Regions from separate parts of the Homo sapiens genome. Here region 1 is linked to region 2. A link is a contact called in ENCODE Hi-C or POLR2A ChIA-PET data. All regions are on one chromosome and are shown on one strand. The core of a region is the stretch at or near the end of the contact, and the rest is flanking DNA. Distances in the headings are between cores, read along the strand shown. Region 1 overlaps PPM1H (protein phosphatase, Mg2+/Mn2+ dependent 1H). Region 2 has its middle 28 kb from the start of MIRLET7I.

Region 1 (2,700 bases), core at 64-2,563, 110 kb before region 2:
ACAACGCCTGGCTAATTTTTTCTATTTTTTTGTAGAGACGAGGGTCTCAGTATGTTGCCTAGGCTGGTCCCAACTCCTGGGTTCAAGTGATCTTCCTGCCTTGACTTCCCCAAGTGCTGGGATTATAGGTGTGAGCCGTCATGCCTGGTCTAGACTTCTTTATATGGCTAAGATTAACAAGATCTAACCTTCAATCAAAGAGCTGATGAATTCTTTAGTCATGCATGCATTTAATCCCTCACTTGGAACCTCTTCTTATACTTTTATTTTGAATGTGATTGGCAGTTCTAAACCTATTTTTCTGGGTCCTTTCCATAAAGCACAAGTGATGTAGAAAAGTACAGACAGTTTTAGGCTTAACCAGTTCTTATTTTTCTAAGAAGATTCAGTCACTGGCTTCTTAGTTAGTGGCTCCTGAAACAGATGCAGGATAGTTGTGCTGCTGTGACTGAGCTCCAAATAATGGCCTCTGAGATGTGGTTGGGCCACCTAGTAGAAGAACTTCATGGAGAGGTGCTTGAGGCACATGGGGTCATGAAGGGTGGTAACATTACAAAGATGAATCAGCATTCAGGAAGACTCTAGGTCTTCTGTGACTGCATAGCCAAATCTGGACAAATCAGTTCCTCTTCAAACTTACAAAAGGAGCATACGTTTCCTGTAACAGTCAAATAATACAAAAATATATAAAGAAAAGTTAACCAGGTGCGGTGGCTCATGCCTGTAATCCCAGCACTTTGGGAGACTGAGGTGGGAGGATTGCTTGAGCCCAGGCATTCGCGACGAGCCTAGGCAACATAGTGAGGCCTCGTCTCTATAAAGAAAATAATAATAATTTAAAAAATTAAAAATAATAAAATTTTTTAAAAAGAAAAATTAACTTTCTCTCCCACTTCCATAACTTCCTTGCCACTCATTGAAACATAATTATATGTTATCAAGCTGCTAGGTGTCGAGGTGGTCAGTTAGGACAATGAACCAAACAGAAAGTAACAACCAAACCTTTCTTCTCTTACTGCAGTAGTCCTGGCAAGAGGCAAAGAGGAAAGTGCTCTTCCATTTTTCCCCATAGGACGGCACCAGGTGAAGGTCTGGCAGATGACATGCAGCGCTGGCAGGAGGGAGTCTCACTGCCCAGAGCTCTGAACTAAAGGCTTTGCCATTTTGTGGACCGAGGGTTGTAGGGCCAGGGAGAGAAGGGGAAGGACTATAAGAAGACTGAGTCAGAGCAGAGAAGTGTCTCAGTGGAGACTCCTAGGCTAGTGGGGTATGAGTCCTGGGCTGCAGCTGTCCTGGCGGCTGCAGTGCAGGGACTGTGCACCACATCCGGTGTGGAGAGGGCAGCTTCCCCCGTGAGGCCTGCTGGGCAGAGCCTTTGTAATGGCCTGTGGTCAGGCCTGAAACATTGCACACAGGATTCGGGCATGGAATCAGACTCCTCACATAGATGGAATATCTATATATAGTTTTTGTTTTTACAAAAATGGGATTGTACCACCCATTACTCTGCAGTTTACTTTTCTCACTTACTATATCATGGATAACTCCAGGTCACAAAATAGAATTTCACTCCTTTTTTTTTTTTTTTTTGAGACAGAGTCTCACTCTGTTGCCCAGGCTGGAGTGCAGTGGTGCAACCTCGGCTCACTGCAACCTGTGCCTCCTGGGTTCAAGCAATTCTCCTGCCTCATCCTCCCAAGTAGCTGGGATTATAGGCACCCACCACCACGCCCAGCTAATTTTTATACTTTGAATAGAGACAGGTTTTCACCATGTTGGCCAGGCTGGTCTTGAACTCCTGACCTCAAGTGATCCACTCACCTCGGCCTCCCAAAGTGCTGGGATTACAGGTGTGAGCCACAGCGCCTGGCCTTTTTTTTTTTTTTTTTTTTTTATGACTGTATAATGGCTTATAGAATACAAACCAATCCATTCAACAGTTCCCCTTTTGACAGACATTCAGGCTGTTTCCAGTCTTTGCCCCAATGAATAACGTCAAAAGTCTGAATTGTATGTATATCCTATGTACTGAGTCTTTTATTTCTTTAGCATGTATTCCCAAAAGTGGAATGACTGAACCATTGGATATGTAATTATAATTGTAATCAATGTAAAAGGTGTAACAATTTCCATTCCCATTATGAAAGTGACTTTTACTCTATGAAAACTATATATTGTTGTTTTTTTAATGTTTCCCAACCTAATGAGCAGAATTATATATTGCTTTTACTTTAGTGTGCATTTTCATGGACTAGTGAGATTGAGCATCTTTTCATATCTTTATTAATCGTTGCATTTTTCCTTCTGTCAGTTGCCTAATCATATTTTTTATCAGCTTTTTTTCTTCTGCTTGTTTGTTAAATACCTGTTGGCACATGTCAGTCCTGCTCTGAGAACATCACACTGAGTTGAGATTTAACAAGAGTTAATATGATCCCTTTAAGAAAAATTGTAAAATCAAGTTAATATTCGAAGTGACCATCCTGTTTTACCCTCCCTGTTTCTCTTAACCACTTAATATTTAGACTAGGGGAATAAAGATATGTGTTTTTAACTCCAAAATATAACATTAGAGGAGAGAAGTAGCGGGATTTTCTAGGAATTAGTCTGTAACTCAAAATTCTCATTGGTTAGGAATAAATTACCTTTATCCTCTCATGTAGCTAATATTTGGGGCAGGGACCAGGGGGAGTTTTGTTT
Region 2 (2,700 bases), core at 7-2,506:
TCCACACCACTCCTACAGCTGACTTCCCCCGTTTCTTTTGTCCCTTTCAGAAAAAAACAAAAATGCCTCAAGTGTTATGAGCTTTGCTCAGGAGTTGGAGAAAAGACAGCTCTGTCTTCATTTTATTGAAGTCACGGGCTTGGTCAGTTTTCAAGAACTCGATTCACTGTCTCCGAGCAGCTGACCTGGGTTTACTGCTCTGGGGCATGAATATGCATGGCTAGGGGACCCAGATGTGCGAGGCTGCAGGGGGATTCTCAGGACATGCAGGCTCACATGCACACACGCGGGCCTGCCAGGGTTTGAGGCGCTGCCAACGGGAGGAGCAGCCGCGAGCCTGCCCTCCCGGGAGTTGTTCTACAGAGTCTTTGGCCACTGCCTACCCGGGGCTCCCCCGGGCAGGGGAGGCGCGGACGGGCGTGCAGGGCCTTCTTCCCAGACACCTGAACCACAGGTGGAGAAGAGTCTGGGGGAGGACTGGGTATTTACTTAGGGTTTTAGACGGAGGGGACAGCACATCACTCTTTCCGTTTTGTCCTATTCTGTATTTACAAAGAGCGTGTGGTCGGGCAAAGGGGCGAGCCGAACCAGCTACCAATAAAGGGAGAAATGCAGCCCCCAAGGCGCTCAACTTTCCGGGGTGGTAGAAACGTGGAGGTCCCGTGTCTGCTGCAGAGCCGTGACCCAGGCTCCCCGCGCGCCTTTGTCCCCGCACGCCGCCCACGCTCCTCTGCCCTCAAGGTCGCGGCGCAGGCGGCCGCTGTCGCTCGGGCACGACCCATTCGGCCGCCTGGCCCGCAGCCTCTCGCTGCCATTCCAACACGAATGAAAGCCTCCTTAATAAGAGTGTAAATAAAAGCCAGGCTGAGAAATGAGTTTTCCGTCCCAGCAATCACCGGCCGAACCTCAGCTGTAAATAGCCTCGGGGAGCCACCTGGGGAGTCCCGGAACCTGGGGGATCCAGGCCATCATCTCAGCAGCGCCGCCAACAGCTGGGAGCGGCTGGAACCTGGACCCGGGAGGCAGCGCCAGTCCCGCTCCGGCACTGTGGCAGGAAATCACTCGGGGCCTACACCCCCGCCCCCGCGCTGGAGGACCCTCCACCCTCGCAGTGCTACTCCTTGGGGGCCGAGTGCGGCCGACAGAATAATCTCAGTCTGCGGTGTCCTTGGGAGGGACGGCGGCCAGGCCCCCTAATTTATGGTCATCGGTGGAATGGCTTTAACATGATTTATCTGACCGCGGAGGAGATGGCAAAAGCCTCGAGAAGAATGATTGGCCGTCCAGGCTTTGTGCATTTCTGATTGGCCTTATTAATTTAGAACAGAGCCAGGGAGCAGCCTCCCGGCTGAGCCAGAAAAATCAACTTGGCAACAGCCTCCACGTAGAGTCAGTTTTGGGGCTGGCAAAGGTTTAACTTTTGCCGAAACTGAAGGAATAATGTATTGCTTTAAGCAGTCGGGGAGTTTGACAGAAGGTGCTAGCACACTGATTAAAGCAGATTTAGTCTGAAAGAGAGTGAAGATCATTTGGTTTGACTGATTCCTTTTTTTCTTCTTCGTGTTTGTACAGACCAAAGACATCAGTGTTTGGTGGGTGGAAGGGAGGAAGAGTGTTTTCTTGTTTTTATTGTTAATGTTTGACTACTGGGGGAGAAACACAACACTTATGGCTTAGAAGGGAAGAAATTTGGGGAAATCAGGAAGCAAGTAAGTATTGGAACATGCTTTTTAAAATGATACATTTCACAATCCTTGGGAAAAATATTTCTTGCCTTTTGAGTTCTCTTCATACATCATAACTAATATTTATGGAATCTATAAATTATTGGATAAGCACACCAAATACACCACACTTCACAAGGTCATTATTCTGTGTTACAGTATTAACTGTCCTTTAAATGTCACCATTGAGTGATGCAACTTTAGTCCCATGAATAAAGGACTAAATAAGAATTTTAGGGAGTTATCATATTTAATGGAAAATATTTTCATACGAATGAATGACAAATTCAGTAGGGGTGGATATGTAATTTAAATGTATATCCATTCATCATATTTATCTGTATGTGTAGGACTCAGATGTAGACATATAGCACTAGGCAACCTCCAAATATAATCCTTAACACTCTGTTCTTCAGGTGGACCAGAACAAAGCCAGAGAGAGCAAGAGAATGTGATTGCTTGAGGGAGGGGGCAGGTTGTTGTCACACATGCAGTGGCACAATCATTTCTTTTCTTTATAGTTCTAACCAGAAAAATAGACTGGGAGCAGCTGAGTACCAATTTATTTTGCTGCCTGAACCGATGAGTGGTTGCCTTAAATGTCATTGAGTTGGAAGGTTGTGCATTTCATTCGCTGCCAGGTTACAGGAAGCTTTGAAGCAGGTCTAGAAAGCCATCAGTAATTGTCTTGCCACCTATCAAGGTGGGCAAGTGCAATCCTGCCGGGTGGAATTGGCTCAGTGGGGGATGAAAGCTGCCTGTCATCGCTGACTAGTCTCATCAAATGCTGCTTGAGAAGAAACAAAGGTGGCCCATTTAGTCTCATTAAAGAGCAAAGTGGAGTGGAAGGTAAGGATTACCTCCCAGGACAACAAAAACGGATTTGGGGGTTGTTTGGGCCACAAGCCACAGCATGTGCATACAACACAGAGGTCCTTTGTCCAGTTCCCTAAATGTGTAACACTCATGTGAAGTA

The links. A loop is a pair of places that touch in the nucleus more often than their neighbours do. ChIA-PET counts read pairs that join two places held with the same protein, here RNA polymerase II (POLR2A). Pooled maps may share reads with other maps.
Region 1: a loop to region 2 is called in a pooled map, with 2.5 times the contacts of the local background. The contact joins two enhancer-like sites. A Hi-C loop is called at or near these places in 2 of 168 maps with a recorded cell type or tissue (GM12878 and esophagus muscularis mucosa), 5 of 37 single-sample maps with no recorded cell type and 11 of 50 pooled maps. POLR2A ChIA-PET finds 5 or more read pairs at or near these places in 2 of 52 experiments (A549 and PC-9).

What each region holds. Positions count from the first base shown.
Region 1 is chr12:62,743,361-62,746,060 of GRCh38, reverse strand. The region is part of intron 4 of PPM1H (protein phosphatase, Mg2+/Mn2+ dependent 1H); the gene reads left to right. Among named protein-coding and RNA genes, the nearest start is that of MIRLET7I, 140 kb to the right of the region's middle. RefSeq lists an enhancer at 677-726. Within about 2 kb of position 1,313, at least 5 of the 41 ENCODE cell types and tissues checked have a DNase peak (open chromatin) inside an H3K27ac peak, as active enhancers do.
Region 2 is chr12:62,630,292-62,632,991 of GRCh38, reverse strand. No RefSeq gene overlaps it. Among named protein-coding and RNA genes, the nearest start is that of MIRLET7I, 28 kb to the right of the region's middle. RefSeq lists an enhancer at 2,186-2,700. Within about 2 kb of position 1,256, at least 26 of the 41 ENCODE cell types and tissues checked have a DNase peak (open chromatin) inside an H3K27ac peak, as active enhancers do.